3 separate regions of the Homo sapiens genome follow, and regions 1 and 2 are each linked to region 3. A link is an interaction called in ENCODE POLR2A ChIA-PET data of the cell type or tissue named here. Cell type or tissue: MCF 10A. All regions are shown on one strand. Each heading gives the region's core, and the rest is flanking DNA. Links, peaks and the distances in the headings are about the cores only.

The links. ChIA-PET counts read pairs that join two places held together with the same protein. Peaks named below come from ENCODE experiments on the same cell type or tissue, not always from the same donor. Only the 100,000 strongest peaks of a DNase experiment are listed, where the experiment ranks them.
Region 1: POLR2A ChIA-PET joins it to region 3 with 5 read pairs; 4 of 35 experiments call an interaction of 5 or more read pairs at or near these places.
Region 2: POLR2A ChIA-PET joins it to region 3 with 5 read pairs; 3 of 35 experiments call an interaction of 5 or more read pairs at or near these places.

What each region holds. Positions count from the first base shown.
Region 1 is chr17:60,354,628-60,361,603 of GRCh38, forward strand. The region is part of intron 1 of USP32 (ubiquitin specific peptidase 32); the gene reads right to left. Among named protein-coding and RNA genes, the nearest start is that of USP32, 34 kb to the right of the region's middle. In MCF 10A, for the core only: no CTCF peak of the experiment used is centred there; a DNase peak (open chromatin) is centred at 3,114.
Region 2 is chr17:60,370,399-60,377,374 of GRCh38, forward strand. All of the region lies in intron 1 of USP32 (ubiquitin specific peptidase 32), which reads right to left. Among named protein-coding and RNA genes, the nearest start is that of USP32, 18 kb to the right of the region's middle. In MCF 10A, for the core only: no CTCF peak of the experiment used is centred there; DNase peaks (open chromatin) are centred at 2,533 and 2,893.
Region 3 is chr17:60,270,524-60,277,499 of GRCh38, forward strand. USP32 (ubiquitin specific peptidase 32) reads right to left here. Exons shown (of 34, transcript NM_032582.4): 6 at 827-958. Among named protein-coding and RNA genes, the nearest start is that of USP32, 120 kb to the right of the region's middle. In MCF 10A, for the core only: no CTCF peak of the experiment used is centred there; a DNase peak (open chromatin) is centred at 2,748.

The DNA of each region.
Region 1 (6,976 bases), core at 1,092-6,091, 84 kb after region 3:
AGCCACTTCAGGTAGATGATAAAACCCAGATGGGACATCTCAGGCAAGAGGGGGCCTACAACTAGCAATTTTTTTTGCTACTGGTGACTTTGTGCCAAATGTCCATGAACAAATGAATCCAAAAAAGTATGATATAAGGCCAGGTGTGTGGCTCACGCCTGTAATCCCAGCACTTTGGGAGGCTGAGGCAGGCAGATCGCTTAAGGTCAGGAGTTCGAAACCAACCTGGCCAACAGAGTTTGCTCCCTCTCTACTAAAAATACAAAAGTTAGCTGGGCATAGTGGCGGTGCCTGTAGTCCCAGCTACTCAGGAGACTGAGGCAGGAGAATCACTTGAACCCAGGAGGTGGAAGTTGCAGTGAGCCGAGATAGCGCCACCGCACCCCAGCCTGGGCAACATAATGAGGCTCTGCCTCAAAAACAAAAACATAAAACTATGATACATTCTTATTATAGAATACTTTTCAGCATAAAAAGGAGAAAACGAAAGTGCTGATATATGCAACAACATGGATGATGCTCACAGATATTATACTAAGTAAAAGAAGGCTGATTAAAAAAAAGAGCAGATACTCTGTGATTCCCCAAGTTCTAGAACAGGAACAACTCATCAATGATGACAGGTCAGAACAGTTATTGCCTCTGAGGATGTGGTAAATTTACTGGTAAGAGGAACAAGTCAACTTTCATAGGTGATAGAAATGTTCTGTATCTTGTCAAAATGCAAGGACACATGACTTTTGTATTTTAGGATATAAAAATTTTCCCTCCAAAAAAACCTGTAAGGAGACCGATTGCCGGAATGGTAAAGACCTCTGAAAATCCATTCTTCTAAAAAAGCAGCAAGAACACTATCAAAAACTGTCAAAATCCAACTTTTTCAGAACTCTAGAAATCAACCAAATGCTTGCAATAATCCAAAGAGCTTTATTCCAGAAAAATGACTGAGCTGAGTGCGGTGGCAATCCCAGCACTTTGGGTGACTGAAGCAGATGAATTGTTTGAGCCTAAGAGTTTAAGACCAGCCTGGGCAACATGGCAAACACTGTCTCTACAAAAACTACAAAAATTGGTGGCACACGCCTGTAGTCTCAACTACTCAGGAGACTAAGGTGGGAGGATCACTAGCGCCTGGGAGGTCAAGGCTGCAGTCAGCCATGATCATGCCACTGCACTCCAGGCTGAGTGACAGCTCACTCTCTCAAAAAAAAAAAAAAAAGAGAGAGAAAGAAAAAAAAAAAAGAATGGCTGAACCTCTGTAAAAAAAAAAAAAAAAAAAAAAAAGCAGTATTTGTGGTGTTTTAACATGTTCTATTCCCATCACCTTCTCCCCAGCTATGCAATAGCTTTGAAAACCAAAAATCTCCCTAAGCTGTAAAAACCAACAGTCAAACAGCCACTGAAGGAGGCAGAATGGGTTTAGAGCTTCTCAAAAGAAGTGTCAATATTTGACCTATCTGGTAGCTCATTAAAAAGTTCCATTCTCAAGCTTTGTCTTTATTTGATCTGGCTTTGAGTTCACTCTACAAATAAAACTTTTTCCCCTGGCATTCTTCAAAAACAATCAGTGGCAACTATATAACTTCACAGCTGCCTGAGAAAGCAGTGGCAGATGGGGCTAACAAGAGGTTAACCAAAAAACATGAAAGGAAAACCTGGAAAACAGCAAGCCCACAAGGGCTTTGAAAGGCTCTGACATATTCCTGGAAATCCAAAAGGCCACCTGCATATGGAGAGCTGTGCATGTGCCCCAAAATTCCCATATCTCTCACTTTGGCTGACCTTAAACCTCCACACAAGCAGGAAGTGAAGGCTAAAGCAGAGTTGCAAACTGACTGTACAACATTTGAACACACACCCGAGTAGTATAGAACCCCTCCGCCAAGGCTGAACTTATAGGTTCAAGGCATTTTTAAAAGTCTCTGTCCAATCTTAGCTGACCACTAAGCTAAATAAGCACACACAAAAAAGAATACACACTTTATAAAATCAGACCAAGAAAGTCACTAAGCAAATAAATAATAGCAGGAACAACAACAAATAGCAGTAACAAACCTTAAGGTAGGGAATCCAATTTCCAGAGCTGCCACACTACAGTACTTAAAATGTCTCATTTTCAACAAAAAATTGCAAAGCATTTAAGTAAGAAAATGAAGCCCATACACAGGAAAAAGGGCATTAAATAGAAACTGTCTGTAGGCAAGTCCAGACATTTGATTTACTAGGTAAACACTTTAATGAACTATTTATAAACAAGTTCAAAGAAGAAAAAAAAACATGCCTAATGACTTCAAGTATGAGAACACTGTCTCACCAAATGGAGAATATCAATAGTGAGATGAGATGGATATTATAAAAAGAAACCAATTAGCAATTCTGGAGTTGAGAAGTATGAGGTTGCAGTGAACTATGATTGCATCACTGCACTCCAGCTGGGACAACAGAGTAAGACCTTATCTCAAAAAAACAAAACAATTGCAAAATTTGAAGACAGTCAATTTTGATTATCCAGTCTGAGGAACAGAAAGAACAACAAATGAAGAGGCCAGGCACTGGCTCACACCTCTAATCCCAGAACTCTGAGTGGTCCAGGTGGGAGGACAGCTTGAGACCAGGAGTTCAAGACCAGCCTGGGCAACAGAGGGAGACCCCATCTCTACAAAAAATAAATAATAATTAGGCAGGCATGGTGATACACGCCTATGGTTCCAGCTACACGGGAAGCCAAGGCAGGAGGACTGCTTGAGCCCAGGAGTTGGAGGCTGCAGTGAGCTATGATTGAACCCCTGCACTCCAGCCTGGGCAACAGAGCAAGACCCTGTCTCTTAAAAATAAAAATAAATATATATATGATATGTAGACCAAGCAAGCAACAGAGCAAGACCCTGTCTCTTAAAAAATAAAAATAAAAATATATATATGTAGATATATCAGTACATTCATAGTCATACATCTCTTGCTGACAACTCCCAATTCCTTATACAAAAGGACAAAAATGTCCTAAGGGTACCTTTATCTTTCCAAGTGATTAATAGTAGTTAATATCATTAAACATTCTCAGGCTGAAGCTGAATTAATCTCTGGAAAGGACTGGATGACTCAGCAGTGAAGAGTATTCATATTCTCAAGCATTGGCATTTAGATACTTTTTTTTTTTTGAGACGGAGTTTCACTCTTGTTGCCCAGGCTGGAGTGCAATGGCGCAATCTCAACTCACTGCAACTTCCACCTCCCAGGTTCAAGCAGTTCTCCTGCCTCAGCATCCCAAGTAACTGGGATTACAGGCATGTGCCACCACACCCAGCTAATTTTGTATTTTTAGTAGAGATGGGGTTTTCACCATGTTGGTCAGGCTGGTCTCGAACTCCTGACCTCAGGTGATCCACCCGCCTCCACCTCCTAAAGTGCTGAGATTACAGGTGTGAGCCACCACACCCAGCCCTAGATACATTTTTAAATGACTTTTTCCATTTAATTGTCTGCTTCATCTAGCATTCCCATAGTATTGTTTCTACTACTTTTTTATTGCAAATATAGAGTATTTCAGCTATACTATGACTTAATTTTCTGTAAGCCACCACCCTATGAACCTAATCATCACTTATAACATTGTTTCTACGGAAAAATAAGTTTTAAATTCCAGATGAACTTTTGAACACAATCCAGGCTGGGCATGGTACCTCACACCTGTAATCCCAGCACTTTGGGAGGCTGAGGCAGGTGGATCACTTGAGGTCAGGAGTTCGAGGCCAGCCTGGCCAACATGGTAAAACCCCATCTCTACCAAAAATACAAAAATTAGCCAGGTGTGGTGGCGGGTACCTGTAGTCCCAGCTACCTGCTAGGCTGAGGTGGGAGAATCATTGAACCCAGTAGGTAGAGGCTGCAGTGAGCCGAGATCATGCCACTGCACTACAGCCTGGGTAACAGAGGGAGACTCTGTCTCAAAAAAACATAATAAAAATAAAAATAAAGGTAATAGTCCTCTGTGCTTCAAGAATATAAAAGACCACTAGGAAAACAGAAGGTCAAGTAAGTTTTTAACATCTAAAAATGAGATTAAAAAATGAACATTATTCTTACAGAAGGAGTTTATCATAGATCTAATTTTGAGAAACTAGATGAGACCAGGATATTGAGGATGACGGTGCTTCGCAAGGTTTTGATATTACATCATGGGGCACCACTGACAACTAAGAAAATATAGCTTAGTCTATGATTACAGGGCCAACAGGGATGTCACTTGCCAAGATTGAGAATCTCTGGCTTAGGCCAAAAAGATTTAAAATGTTATAACACACAATAAATTGATAAAAATTTAAAATGCAAACCTTAGAACCAGAAGGTAGAGACACACGAGAGGTTCCAGCTGCTGCAAACTACTTCTCATTCCCTAACCACATTATGTTCACTGCTACTGTCCTTGCAGTGTCCTCTGCCTATGAGCTCCAATCATACTCTGAACAATCCAACATCCTTCAAGGCTTGGCTTAATGTCCCTCCTTTATTTTTTGGAAGCCTATTCTAATTGCTTCCATGCCCCACCACCTAAAATGTTAGGTGTCCCTCCTACAAAATAACTTTCCTTATAATCACTTATTCAATATCAAATTCTCAATGCTTTAACTTTAAAATAACACAGCTTATATTGTATGTTTATTGAATTGTATATCTCCCCTCTGCTCTTTAAGAACAAAGAAACTGCCTTATTTATATGTATCCCCAACACCCAGCAAAGAACCTTAAATATTATTGATATTTTTGGATAAAGACAGAATTTTTTAAATGATCAAATAAATGTGCTATCTATTCTCTTGTCCAAGGCCTATGCTTATTACTAAACCTCAGCATCTAGAACAACTTCTGACACACAGTAAGAACTCAGAAAAAATGTTTTTTCAAGCAGGACACAGTGGCTCAAACCTGTAATTCCAGAACTTTGGGAGGCTGAGATGAGAGGATCACTTGAGCCCAGGAGTTTGAGACCAGCTTGAGCCACACAGGGAGACCCTGTCTCTACAAAAAGCAAAAATATTAGCATGGTGGTGTGCACCTGTACCAGCTACTCAGGAGCTGGGAGCTACTCAGGTGGGAGGATCACTTAAGCCCAGGATTGGAGACTGCAGTGACCTATGATTGAACCACTATACTCCAGCATTCCATAAAGAATGAGACCTTGTCTCTGAAAATAATAGATAAATAAAGAGTTCATAGAAACATGACAATGTTTGTAAGACAAAGATTTTTTTTTTTTTTTTGAGATGGAGTCTTGCTTTGTTGCCCAGGCTGGAGTACAGTGGCGCAGTCTCGGCTCACAGCAAGCTCCACCTCCCAGGTTCACACCATTCTCCTGCCTCAGCCCCCCGAGTAGCTGGGACTACAGGCGCCCACCACCACACCTGGCTAATTTTTTTGTATTTTTAGTAGAAACGGGGTTTCACCATGTTAGCCAGGATGGTCTTGATCTCCTGACCTCGTGATCCACCTGCCTCAGCCTCCTAAAGTGCTGGGATTACAAGCGTGAGCCACCGCGCCCGGCCCTGTAAGACAAAGATCCTTAAACCTGGCCAGGCACAGTGGCTCACACCTGTAATCCCAGCACTTTGGGATGCGAGGTGGCCTTCTGACTTGAGGTCAGGAGTTTGACACCAGCCTGGCCACCATGGCAAAACCCCGTCTCTACTAAAAATACAAAAATTATTTTTTGTATTTTTACAAATACAAAAAATTTTTGTATTTGTATTTTGTATTACAGGCGCAGTGGCTCATGCCTGTAATCCCAGCACTTTGGGAGGCCAAGGTGGGTGGATCACCTGAAGTCAGGAGTTCGAGACCAGCCTGGCAAACATGGAGAAACCCCGTATCTACTAAAAATACAAAAGTTAGCCAGGCGTGGTGGCACATGCCTGTAGTCCCAGTTACTTGGGAGGCTGAGGCAGGAGAATTGCTTGAGCCTGGAGGTGGAGGTTGCAGGGAGGCAGAGGTTGCAGTGAGCTGAGATTGCACCACTGCACTCCAGCCTGGGCAACAGAGTAAGACTCCATCGCAAAAAAACAAACAAACAAAAACTAAAACTATACAAAATACATGCAGAAGTAGATGATAATGTGAAAAAAATGTGGTTGTTGTGCTGGGATTAATTTTTTAAATTAGTTTTTCATTACACAAGCAGTAAGTGAATGCATTCTTCTTCTAAATTCAAACAGTATACATAAAGTAGGCCGGGCGCGGTGGCTCACACCTATAATCCCAGCACTTTGGGAGGCCAAGGCAGGCAGATCGCTTGAAGTCAGGAGTTCGAGACCAGCCTGGCCAACATGGCGAAACCCCATCTCTACTAAAAATACAAAAATTAGCCAGGTGTGGTGGCACATGCCTGTAATTCCAGCTACAGGGGAGACTGAGGCAGGAAAATTGCTTGAACCTGAGAGGCGGAGATTGAAGTGAGCTGAGAACATGCCACTGCACTCCAGCCTGGGCAACAGAGCAACACTCTGCCTCAGAACAAACAAACAACAACAACAAAAACCCGGTATATATAAAGCTAAACATACCACTACCATAAAATCCTACTTACTTCCTCCCCTCAGTCCTAATCCCTCCCGTGCCCATTCAGTCTTCCCCAAGAGATAATCAGTTTGGTTTGTCTCCTTTCAGATCTTTTTCCATGCTTTTATAAGATGTACCCCCACAGAAACTTACAGCGGTTAGCATATAATACATATTATAATGCAACTTACTACATATAGATTTAGTTCATTCCTTATGTGCTGTATAGTTTTTCATTATATAACATTAGTAATATACAGGTATTCACTTACTGTTCATATTTAGGCTGTTACCCGTCATGAAAAACCATATACATGCCTCCTTAGATACATACAGAGAGTGCTTCTCCAGTGAGCACTAGGGTCATTCCCAGTTTTTTGGTCATTGCCAGACTTCCTTCCAAGTGGCTCTACCAATTTACATTCCC
Region 2 (6,976 bases), core at 641-5,640, 100 kb after region 3:
TTTTTGCAAATGATAATACCAAATGCTGAAAGGGTTTTAGTAAATTAACACTCAGATTCCACTTTCAAAAAATTATTTGAGGCTGGATGCAATGGCTCACACCTGTAATCCCAACACTTTGGGAGGCCGAGGCGGGAGGATCACTTGAGGTCAGAAGTTCAAGACCAGCATGGGCAACATGGCAAAACCCTGCCTCTACAAAAAAAAATACAAAAAAAATTAGCTGGGCATGGTGGTGCCCACCCAACCACTCAGGAGGAGGCTGAGGTAGAAGGATCCCTTAAGCCCGAGAGGTCGAGGCTACAGTGAGTTGTGATCACACCACTATACTCCAGCCTGAGTGACAGAGTGAAATGCTACTGTCTCAAAAAAAAAAAAAAAAAAAGAAGAAAAGAGAAAAAAATACATTTTGAGCAGCAAGTTGTGGTGGCTCAATGCTTGTAATCCCAGCAACTGGGAGGCTGAGGCAAGAGTGTCTCTTGAGGCCAGGAGTTTGGGACCAGCCTGAGCAACATAGCAAGATCCCATCTCTAAAAAAATTAAAAGTAGCAAGGCATGGTGGCTCATGCCTATAATCCCAGCACTTTGAGAGGCCAAGGCTGGAAGATTGCTTGAGACCAGGAGGTTGAGACTATCTTAGACAACACAGTGAGACCCCCATCTCTACAATAAAAATAAAAATAATAAATTAATTAATTAAAAACAATTAGCTGGGTATGGTGGTGTGAACTCATAGTCCCAGCTGTTCCAGAGGCAGAGGCAGGAGGATTGCTTGAGCCCAAGAGTTCCAAGGCTGCAGTGAGCACCACTGCACTTCAGCCTGAGCAACAGGGGAAGACTCTGTCTCTAAAAATTAAAAAAAAAAAAAAAAAAAAAAAAATTAAATGGCCGGGCGCAGTGGCTCACACGTATAATCCCAGCACTTTGGGAGGCCAAGGCGGGTGGATCACCTGAGGTCAGGATTTCAAGACCAGCCTGGCCAATGTGGTGAAACCCCGTCTCTACTAAAAATACAAAAATCAGCCAGGTGCGGTGGCACACGCCTATATAATCCCAGCTACTCAGGAAGCTGAGGCAGGAGAATCGCTTGAACTTGGGAGGTGGAGGTTGCAATAAGCCAAGACTGCACTACTGCACTCCAGCCTGGGCAACAGAGCAAGATTCTGTCTCAAAAAAAAAAAAAATTAAATGAAACACATGTATAAATGGCCAACATGCACATATAAAGGGTGTTCAACATCACTTAGTCAAGGAAATGCAGATTAATCCACATTGAGATACTACTTTCCAACAATCAGGATGGCTAAACTGAAAGACTGACAATATGAAGCACCAGTCCTGCAAGCTCCTTTCATGTAAGTAAAAAGGCCACATGAGACATTAGAAGAATAAACTGCCAACAACTCATAGTCTTGAAAGGAGACTTAGGCAAGTGACAGTGTTCAGGGTTGAATTAGTGATAAATACTTAGAATACTAAGCAAACACAAATAAAATCAGTCATCAGCTCCAAGGAAAACAAACATTGTGCTAGAAAAGTAATCAAAACTTACTACCTAATTTCAGCTGTGAATCCTACGCATATGCTCATAAGGTAAACATTTAACAGTTATCTAAAATTACCATATAACTATTGCGGTAGGATTAAGTAACAGGGAGAGGGGAAGGGGAAGTGGCTAAGGTGGAAGGAAGGGAGAGACAACTAAATTCTCATGCTCAGAAGTGGGAAGTCAACAGATAATGCTGAAACTGAAAAATCAATACCAAATACCAAAGATCAACTAAAAGAATACAAAGTGGTCTCCTCTAAGAGAAGGAAAATGCCAAGGAAAATTAAGGAGCTGGTTGTCATTTAACAAATCCTGGTCAAGCTATTAACACTTTAAACTACAGTTATGCATCACAAATGACAGGAATGCATCGTTAGGTGATTTCATCATTGTGCAGACATCAGCGTGCTTACACAAACTTAGATGGTATAGACTACTACACACCTAGGCTATATGGGATGGCCTATTACTCCTAGGCTACAAACCTACACAGCATATTACTGTACTGAATATTGGAGGCAACTGTAACACAGTATTTGTGTATCTAAACATATCTAAACATAGAAAAGGTATAGTAAAAATATAGCCTTAAAGATAAAAAAAAAAAAAAGTCCAGGCACGGTGGCTCACTCCTGTAATCCCAGCACTTTGGAAGACTGAGGTGGGAGAATCACTTGAGGCCAGGGGTTTGAGACCAGTCTGGGTAACACAGTAAGACCCCGTTCTCTACATTAAAAAAAAAAAAAGAAAAATTTCCCAGGCTTGGTGGCATGTGCCTCCAAGCTACTGAAGACATTGAGGCAGGAGGATAACTTGAGCCCTTGAGCCCAAGAGGTCCAGGCTGCAGTGAGCTATGATCATGCCACTCCAGCCTGGGTGACAGAGTGAGACCCTGTCTAAAAAAAAAAAAAAAAAAAAGACAAAAAAATGGTTCACCTAGGCTGGGCTTGGTGACTCACATCTGTAATCTCAGAGCTCTGGGAGGCCAAGGCAGGAGACTTGAGCCCAGGAGTTCAAGAATAGCCTGGCTAACATAGCGAGGTCTCTACAAAACATAAAAAACAAAAAAATCAGCCAGGTATGGTGGCATGCACCCATAGTCGCAGCTACTCTATAGGCTAAGGTGGGAGGATAGCTAGAGGCTAAAGTGGGAGACAATCTCTTGAGCCCAGGAGCTCGAGGCTACAGTAAGCCATGATCACGCCACTTCAATCTACCCTGGGTGACTGAACAAGACCCTGTCTCGAGACAAAACTAAAAATCTTTTTTTAAAAAAGGTACACCTATATAGGGCACTTACCATGAATAGAGCTTGCAGGATGAGAAGTTGTTCTGGGTGAGTCAGTGAGAGACTTAGGGGTGAGTCAATGTTGAAGTCCTAGCCCTAGGACATTACCATGGAGTACTGCAGTAGATTTTATAAACACTGTGCAATTCGGTTACACCAAATTTACTAATTTTTTCTTCAATAATAAATTAATTTTAGCTTACTGTAATTTTTTTTTTTTTTTTTTGAGACCAAGTCTTGCTTTGACACCCAGGCTAGAGTGCAGTGGCACGATCTTGGCTCACTGCAACCTGCACCTCCTGGGTTCAAGCAATTCTCGTGCCTCAGCCTCAGCCTCCTGAGTAGCTAGGATTACAGGCGTGCACCACCACAACCGGCTAATTTTTGTATATTTTAGGAGAGACAGGGTTTCACCATGTTAGCCTGGCTGGTCTCAAACTCCTGGCCTCAAATGATCCACCCGCCTCGTCCTCCCACAGTGTTGGGTTACAAGCGTGAGCCACCATGCCCAGCCAGCTTACTGTAACTTTTTTACTTCATAAACTTTTAAATTTAACTTGTTGGCTCTTATAATAACCCTTACCTTAAAACACATTGTACAGTGTCCAAAAATATTTTTTCTTTATATCTTTATTTAAAAAGTTTTTACTATTCATGTTTTATTTTCCTTTTTAAGCTTTCTTGCTAAAAATGAAGACATACACTTTGGGAGGCCGAGGTGGGCGTATCACCTGAGGTCAGGAGTTCAAGACCAGCCTGGCCAACATGGCAAAACCCATCTCTACTAAAAATACAAAAATTAGCTGGGTGTGGTGGCATGCACCTGTAATCCCAGCTATTTGGGAGGCTGAGGCAAGAGAATCGCTTGAACCAGGGAGGCGGAGGTTGCAGTGTGCAGAGATCACACCACTGCACTCTAGCCTCAGGGACAGAGTGAGACTCTGTCTCCAAAAAAAAAAGAAAAAAGACATAAACACACACCTTAGCCTAGGCCTACACAGCATCAAGATCATCAATATCACTGTCTTCCACCTTCACGTATTGTCCCACTGGAAAGTCTTCAGGGCAATAACACACATGGAGCTGTCATCTTCTATGACAATAATGCCTTCTTCTGAAATACCTCCTGAAGGACTTGCCTAAGGCTGTTACAGTTAAGTTTTGTTTTTTTTTTTTTGAGACAGAGTCTTACTCTGTCTCCCAGGCTGGAAGAGTGCACTGGCGTGATCAAGGCTCACCCCAGCCTGAACCTCCTAGGCTCAAGTGATCCTCCCACTCCAGCCTCCTGAGTAGCTAGGACCACAGGCGTGTGCCTAATTTTTGTATTTTTTGTAGAGACAGGTTTTCACCATGTTGCCCAGGCTGGTCTCAAACTCCTGGGCTCAAGCAACCCACCCAAAATGCTGGGATTACAGGTGGGAGCCACCACGTTCAGCCAACTTTTATTTAAATAAATAGAAGGAGTATACTCTAAAATAATGATTAAAGGTATAGTATAGTAAATGACTACATAAAAAAAGCAAAAAGCAAAAACAAGTAAATGGCTACGATGTCACTAGGCAATAGGAATTTTTCAGCTCTACTATTATCTTATGGGATCACAGTTGTGTATGCAGTCCATCGTTAACCAAAACATCATCATGCAGCACATGACTGTATAGGTATGTATAACATGGACAGAAACAGACATCTCAGAAAAAGCAAGATACAAAATTTTATGTACATTATGATTAAAACAATACTAAACACTAATTTGAAAAAAGAGTAACAGCAAATAATTAGCTGTGTTTGGTGATGAGATCATTAGTGAAATTTTCTCCCTTTATCTTCCAATCTCTTAGTAATCTTGTATATTGTTTTTTGTAATATTTAAATAAGTTTTACAAAAGTGCTGTTGGTGGCTGGTAGTTGATATTCCTGTTTGTCTTTGTTTATGAAGCTCCCTCCTTCTCTGTGGATACCACGCTTCTTCTTACCCTATATATCTATAACCAACTGTGAGAGAGTTTTTAATGTTTTGACAAAAAATTTTAAAGGTCACACAGAACAATCATAATCTTTTCCACTGATTACTATGATCCCTTTGAATAGTCTCAGCTTGCATGGTCATTTTTACAGTCCCATACTACTATGCAAACTGAGAAATGACTACATATAATATAGATTTACTCTCTATCTTAGTAATTTTCATCTTTATCATTGAGTACTTAAAGGAACGTCTACAATGCACCATAAACCATACAGCAGAATGTTAGAATTTTCACTATAAAACCAAACACGTCATATATGCACACCCATGAAGTGTACAAACAATACATACTAAATTATCTCTTAACACTATTTTTCCTTTTTCTGGTGTTTTGTTGTTGTTTGTTTGTTTGTTTTTGTGATGGAGTCTCGCTCTGTCGCTCAGGCTGGAGTGCAGTGGCACGATCTTGGCTCACTGCAACCTCCGCCTCCTGGGTTCAAGTGAGTCTCCTGCCTCAGTCTCCCCAAGTAGCTGGGACTACAGGTGCATGCCACCATGCCCAGCTAATTTTTATTGTATTTTTAGTAGAGACGAGGTTTCACCATGTTGGCCAGGGTGGTCTCAAACTCTTGACCTCAGGTGATCTGCCTGTCTCAGCCTCCCAAAGTGCTCGGATTACAGGGGTGAGCCACTATGCCCGGCCAAATCTTTAATTTCTAAACTAATTTGGAAAGACAGAAAAATTTGTATCTTCCTATGTGTGTAATCAAAAAATAGTAGTCAAAATATTCATTGCATTTTCACTGTCACTCAATCTTTTGCCAATTATAATCTAATTTTTTTTAGTTTTTGTTTTTAGAGACGGGGTCTCACTCCTGTCGCCCAGGCTGGAATGCAGTGGCACAATCATGGCTCACTACAGCCTCAAATTTCTGGACTCAAGAAATCCTCCAGTCTAAGCTTCCCAAGGAGCTGAGATTACAAATGCGAGCCACTGAGCCCAACTATAATCCGATTTTTTATTTGTATATCTAATTATTAAATAATTTTATATATAATTGCACAATATATATTTTATGAAAAGTAACGGTTTCTAAGATGAAGAAAATCTAACCCCTTCCATGAGTTCCAGTATCTTATTATAACTACACTAAGCTACAATAATAGCTTAATATTAAACATTAATGTTTCTTCGACCTAAGGAAGCTGATTTTTAAAAATAATAAATATTAATTTTAAACACAGTATTAAAGTATTAATAATCAAACAAAGCCACGCAGTGAAATGACATTTGAATTTTGGGAAATTTTCTTTTTTTTTCCTTTTCTTTTTTTTTTGAGACAGAGTCTCACTCTGTCGCTCAGGCTAGAGTGCAGTGAGGCAATCTTGGCTCATTGCAACCTCTGCCTCCCGGATTCAAGCAATTCTCCTGCCTTAGCCTCCCAAGTAGCTGGGATTACAGGTGCCTGCCATCACGCCCAGCTAATTTTTGTATTTTTAGTAGACAGGGTTTCACCATGTTGGCCAGGCTGGTCTCGAACTCCTGACTTCAAGTGATCCGCCCGACTCCACCTCCCAAAGTGCTGGGATTACAGGTTGAGCCACCACACCTGGTAAGAATGTTGGGAAAATTTTTTCATACTAACACATTGGCATATCAGTTATCAGTTGGATAAAAGTTTTCTTCTATATATGAAGTTATAAAATGCCACTGCCCAGAGACAAAAATCTTCTGAAGAGGTATTAGATGAATGGCTGACAACATCGAATAAAAACGCACAAAGAACATTGTCATAATAAACTTTTGATATCCAAAGGGCTACATTTGAGGGGTTATATACCTAAAAGAAACCTTTTTCGGCCAATATTTACATCCCCCTTAAACTCACCTACTACTCTCTCTATATATATGCCCATTAAGATAGGATATCTTCTGAGAACCTGCCTCCAGAAATAAAGTCTTTAAAAAGTTTGGGCCAGGCACGTGGTTCACGTCTGTAATCCCAGCACTTTGGGAGGCCAAGGCAGGAGGATCTCTTGAGGCCAAGAGTTTGAGACCAGCCTGGGCAACACAGCAAGACCTCATCTCTGCAAAAAATAATAAAAAATAATTTTTAAAAGTTTAAAAATATAGCATTTCATTTTTAAAAGTGCCTACAAAAGCAGAAGA
Region 3 (6,976 bases), core at 730-5,729:
TTTAAAAAAGTAACAGCAGACTGGGCGCAGTGGCTCACGCCTGTAATCCCAGCACTTTGGGAGGCTGAGGTGGGCAGATCACCTGAGATCGGGGATTCAAGACCAGCCTGACCAATATGGAGAAACCCTGTCTCTACTAAAAACACAAAATTAGCCGGGCATGGTGGCACATTCCTGTAATCCCAGCTACTTGGGGCGCTGAGATAGGAGAATCGCTTGAACCCAGGAGGCAGAGGTTGCAGTGAGCCGAGATGGCGCCACTGCACTCCAGCCTGGGCAACAAGAGCAAAACTCTGCCTCAAAAAAAAAAAAAAAAAAAGTAACAGCACTAAGTTTAGAGCTAGAGAGCACCTCGGAGATGGTCTAGTCCAATAGTTTCTTCATCTTTTTTTGGAGGGGAGAATACAGCAATGGAATCTTCTTATGTAAAAGAAAAAAAGTAGAGGCACCCTACTGGAGGAAGAGACGAGGTCATGTGTGGAAACATGGAGCTCTGCCCATTCAGTGGCCACCACATGACTCCAGGCACTAGCTACTAATGCACCTTACTGGAACACAGTATCACAACCACTGCCTTGGTCAAACACATTTTATACATGAGCATGCTCGGGTGCAGAGAGCTAAACTGATTTATGCAAGGTTATAACAGGTAGAATATCAGGCTCAAGACTATAATAATAATTCCCATTTGTTTTTCCCCACTCCATTAAACCTGCAAACATATGAGAAGATGGTTTCTTAGAGTTAAAATGTATTGGTTACAAATATGAGATGGGCTCAGGTATGTTTACCAGTGAACATATGTAGAAAATGGAATGATCCCTACCTTCACTTAGAGATGGACGAATAGGTGGTGAAACCAATGGGCCAAATGTCTCTAAATCAAATCGTCCAGTCCGGGATTGAGCCTTCAATAACCAATAGCGTTTCTCAAGATCAATGATGTCTGATTCCTCCACTAAGGGTCAAATCAAAAAAGATTATAAAACCTCAGAATTCTCTTCTCAGGAGTTCAGTTCATCCTGATAATATATCTTCCACAGATATATTTTAGTTTCACAATTCAATTGCTAAAAAATAATCACGACCAAAAACAAAACTGAAATTTATTATATCCAAAATGGTAGGAAAATTAAACCAAAATAAACAAAATGAAGCTTTAAAACAGAAAAAAGAAATCTACAATTCCCCATTTAAGTAGGCTGTTAAATCCAACATTTAAAATAAAAATTAAGCTATTTCTTTTGGGTTTCCCACACCACTTTTACCTGTACTGATTTTTTTTCTTCTTTTTTTTTTTTTAAGAGACAGGGTTTTGCTCTGTCACTCCCAAGCTGGAGTGCAGTGACACGATCATAGTTCCCTACAGCCTCAAATTCCTGGGCTCAAGCCATCTTCCCACCTCAGCCTCCCAAGTAGCTAGGACTACATGTGTACGCCACCACATCCAGCTAATTTTTTAAAAACTTTTTGCAGAGATGGGGTCTCGCTATGTTGGTCAGGCTGGTCCCAAACTCCTGGTCTCAAGCAGTCCTCTCACCTCTGCTTCCCAAAGTGTTGGGATTATAGGTGTGAGCCACTGTGCTCAGCCATTTTTGTTTATTTTCAATCTCTATCTTGGATTTAAAGTTTCTATGTACAGCTTCTCTCCTGGCTAGACTGTAAACATCATAATGGCAGGACCTATGTCTGATTCATCCTGTCAATACAATTAATGACTTACACATTCAATACTTATTGAATAAATGAAAAAAGTCAGCACTGACAGAGAAGATGGAGTAGGAGTCCCTATGTGATAGCAATAGCAAAGCCATGAAAGCATGAACACCTGTCTCTCCTCATTCCTCAGAATATACATCAAAAATCGCAAATAGGCTCTAAACCATTTTATCTGTGTTTGTTTTTCCTCCAAGGAACTAAAGTAAAATTTACAAAGCGTACATAGGACATTTATTCTCAACTAAACACAGGAACCAAAGTGATCCTGTTAAAATATAAATCTAGAAATTTCAAATTCTGTCTATAATGGAGTAACTAGCACCAGACTTCACCTCCTACCACAAATTACTAGAAAACTGTATGAAATATATAAAACTATTTCTAGAAATTAGAGAATAAGCAGCATAGAACGGTGAACCTTGAGAGAGAGGAAACAAATAAGGTGAACCCTTTCATTACCCTGGATTTTTTCCCCACAGTCACTTTCCAGACCTAAACAAGGGATGAGTACTGTAAGCAGAGAGATTTCATTGAGTTAAGAAGATAGGTTGGAGGTAAGGTAGCTGAAATTTGCAAAACAGAGTACTGGAGAGGAAAGAGTTATGCCAAGAAAGGGCTCCAGAAATCTGCACATGTGTCTTACTGAGTTTTGGCAGAATAGTAAGCTGTGTATACATGAAGTGAATACAATGAGGCTGGGCTATGTACAAATGCCGGGAAATTTGTTTTGTTTTGTTGTTGTTTGAGACAGAATCTCACTCTGTCGCCCAGGCTGGAGTGCAGTGGCGTGATCTCGGCTCACTGCAACCTCTGCCACCCACCTGGGTTCAAGAGATTCTTGTGTTTCAGCTTCCCAAGTAGCTGGGATAGCAGGCATGCACCAGCATGCCTGGCTAATTTTTGTATTTTTAGTAGAGATGGAGTTTCGCCGTATCACCCAGGCTGGTCTCAAACTCCTGGCCTCAAGTGATCTGTCTGCCTCGGCCTCCGAAAGTGTGGGGATTACTTACAGGCATGAGTCACCGCACCCAGCCCAGATGCTAGGAAACTGTAAGCTAAAAAAGTCCTAGAGCTCATACAGGGCTGGGAGATGTCTGAGTTGTGACCAGCTGAAGTGGAAACACATTGTTGGACATTGGGAGCATTTGTGAACTCCAGAGGGTCTCTACTTAATAAACAGAGAAAAACTAACTCTAGAGTAAAGGCTACTCTAAACTTGTCCCAACAAAGCTTACAAACAATCCTGGAAAATATGGTGCTGATCCACAAGTAACTTAACTGCCTATCAAAATAAAACACAAGTTCCTTTTTTAAAGAGAGACAACAATCCAGATGCTCAGATACGTAACATCCACAATGTCTATCATCCAAAGAAAACATGAAAGTAGTAGAAAAATGTGACCCAAAATCAGGATTAAAAATTAGTCAATAGAGGGCTGGATGTGATGGCTCATGCCTGTAATCCCAGCACTTTGGGAGGCCAAGGTGGGTGGATCACTTGAGGTCAGGAGTTCGAGACCAGCCTGGCCAATATGGTGAAACCCCCATCGCTACTAAAAATACAAAAATTAGCTGGGCGTGGTGGCGGGTGCCTGTAGTCCCAGCTACTCCGGAGGCTGAGGCAGGACAATCGCTTGAACCTAGGAGGTGGAGGCTGCAGTGAGCCGAGATTGCGCCACTGCACTCCAGCCTGGGGGCAACAGAGCGAGACTCAGTCTCAAAAAAAAAAAAAAAAAAAAAAAATTAGTCAATAGAAAAAGACCTAGAAATAACAGATGATGTAATTAACAGGCAAAGCTTTAAAATGTCTATTGTAAGTATCTCAGGAATTAAAGAAAAACATGCCTATACTAAGGAAAGAAATGGCAACTATAAAGAAGTATCAACTGGAACTACTAAAGATGAAAAATACAATATTTGAAATTTAAAAAAATTCCCTAGAGGACTTAACAGCCAATTATAAACTAGACAGGAAAGATTAGTGAGCTTGAAGGACAGGCAATAGAAACTATCTAAATGATAGCATAAAGAGGAAAAAGGCTAAAAACGTATTAGAATCTTAGTGACCTATAAGATAATATCAAACATACATACAATTGGGATCCCAGAAAGGGATAGGCAGAAAAATATCTCAAAAAATAATGGCTGAAAACTTTCTAAAATTCATGAAAACTATATTCCCACAGATCCAGAAGTTCAATGAACCTTGTGTTAGAAAACTCAAAACCCTAACAAGGCAAGTCATAATCAAACTGGTGATGAAGAAAAAAATCTTAAAAGGAGCAAGATGGGGGAAAAACACATTACAAACAAAAGAACTAAGATAATAATTTATCTCCAGAAAAAAACCCCAGAAAGCAACAGGGAAGAAGTACTGAAAAAGAAAACAAAATTGTCAACCTCCAATTCTGTATCACGTGAAAATATTCTTCAAAAATAAATTCAAAGTACAGATTTTTTTTTTTGACAAATGAAGTGTTTTAGCAGAACCACACCAAAAGGACTATTAAAGGGCATTCTTCAGACAGCAGGAAGACCAGTTAAGTATCTATGTAAACAGAATAAGGCTAACAATGTTACTTCTCTGCCTCAAAACCTTTCAATACTTCCCCATGATCCTGCATGGCTTACACCCACAACTCCTTCAGATCTTTACTCAAATGTCACATTCTCAGACCATCCAAACCACACCACCTTCAAAGATACTCCTCTATCCCTCTTCCCTGCTCTACTTTACTCCATAATACTTATCAACTCTAATATAAAATTTATTCATTTGTTTTGTTTATTGAGCATCTCCCTTGATTAGAACATAAGCTTGAGGGCTGAGTTTCTGGTATGTTTTGTTCCCTGTTACAGTCTAACACCAGAATAATATCAGGCACATTTTGAGCACTCAATAAATAAGTTTAATGAATAAATGAGAAGTATTGGCCGGGCGCGGTGGCTCACGCCTGTAATCCTAGCACTTTGGGAGGCCAGGGCAGGCGGATCACCTGAGGTCAGGAGTACAAGACCAGCCTAGGAAACATGGTGAAACGCCATCTCTACTAAAAATACAAAAATTAGTGAGGTGTGGTGGCGTGTGCCTGTAATCCCAGCTACTCAGGAGGCTGAGGCAGAAGAATCGCTTGAACCTGGGAGGCAGAGTTTACAGTGAGCCGAGATTGCACCACTGCACTCCAGCCTAGACAACAGAGCAAGACTCCATCTCAAAAACAAACAAACAAAAAAGAATTATTTGTTGAGCTGTTTTATACATACATACACACACATACCCCCACACCCCTCTTCAGGATAATGCTAACTGTGATAAAAGATAACAATTAGTACCAGACATGACCTTGGCATCTAGTAACTTTCATTTATTTATTTATTTTTCCTGTTAGGTCAGTTTAGCAAAGTAACTCTTAAGTTACCTGGAAAGATAAGAACAAAGTTCCCTAAATTTCCAGGGCCTTCAAAGCATTTGATGTATTTTTTTTCCAAGACGGAATCTCACTCTGTTGCCCAGACTGGAGTGCAGTGGTGTGATCTTAGCTCACTGTAACGTCTGCCTCCTAGGTTCTAGCGATTCTCCTGCCTCAGCCTCCTGAGTAGCTGGGATTACAGGCACCTGCCACCATGCCTGGCTAATTTTTTGTATTTTTAGTAGAGACCTTGTCTCTATTTAAAAAAAAAAAAAAAGTATGGAGCAATAAAGATAAAATTTTCACAGAGGAATATACACTGTGTCATATAGTTTTGCTTTTTAAACTAAGTAACTAATTCACTAGATTGTAATCGCCTGATGGGTCAATGTTTGCAAAGGTCCAATTACTTTGGAATGGGATCTAATTTTTAAAATATATAACGGCTGGGCGTGGTGGCTCACACCTATAATCCCAGAACTTTGGGAAGCCGAGGTAAGAGGATTGCTTAAGTCTAGGGGTTTAGGACCAGCTTGGGCAACATAGTGAGACCCTGTTTCAACTTTTTTGTAATAAAATAAAAAATGTAAAACTCATACTAAAGAATGCTGTTTTCGTTTTTTAATGCTGAAGTATCTACTTCAAATATCCAGATAACTGAATTTATTTAAAAGGAGAGAGTATTTTAAAATTTTAGCAATAGGGAGAACAACAAAGGAATCTGATATATAAATTGAGATTCCTAAATAAGATGTCTGTCTATTCCATTTATGATGCTAAAAAGAAAAAGAAGCCTCTTTCATTCCTCCAGAGAAACACTAGCTTTTTCAAGTTCTAAACTCTTCCAAGTAGTAGATCAGCATACAAAAAAATCTAACCCTGAAACAAAAGGAAGATAGCAGTCTTGACGATAGAAACTGTTCTTATTTCTATACTTCTCAGTATTGAGAATATAATAGGTGTTCAATAAGTACTTCTGATTAATTGGTGTTTACATAATACAGTAAATTGAAACACAGAAAAATCATATTAACTGTGATTCTTTTTTTTACTTTGAAAACTATGTTAATCAATCTCCTTAAAAAACACAATTTCTTTGCTGAAGCAGAAATGTGGAAAGACAAGTAAAACATATTTACAAGAAAAAAATGATCAGATTGGTCATGGTCACCAGTGAAAAACATCCTTTAGTGCTGACGTTTAAGTGTATGTGATCTGTTCATTTTCTGGATATAGACTGCACATTCCTCAATCAAACATTTGTCAAAAGCAAGCTAAAGTAGATTACATATACATATATATATATATATATATAAAATTACCAAACATTTTACATGAATTGGCAGCTAAATTACTAGGAAGAGGGAGTTTAACTAACCTTATTTTCACTTACAGAAGTTTGAAGCAGTAATTTCAGTAGTTACTCTTTCTATTTGCAATGCATAAGTCACTATGAAAACTTAGTCTATTGGCTAAATAAGAATGAATTTATCACCCACCTATAGGTATAATTTTTTCTGGGTCACAACAGCAGTATACCATATTCCCAACATTCTAAGTAGTTCTTGGTCTGCACTTTGGGCCATCCTAATCAGGTCTCACCTCACCAAAGGCTCCAGCTGCAGACAACAACTCTTTAATGCCAGAAGTCAATCCTCATCAAAAAGGCCAGGCACATATCCAAATATTTTCATACAGTAACACATTTCTTTAACATTTTTGAAAAACAACCTCCTCTCAGGAGCAATGACCTTCTGAGATCTACTTAAAATGGCTGTAAGCCTTGCATCACTAACGGATAAGAGGATAATGAAGGAGAGGCACACAGATTTACTAGGCAGTTCATG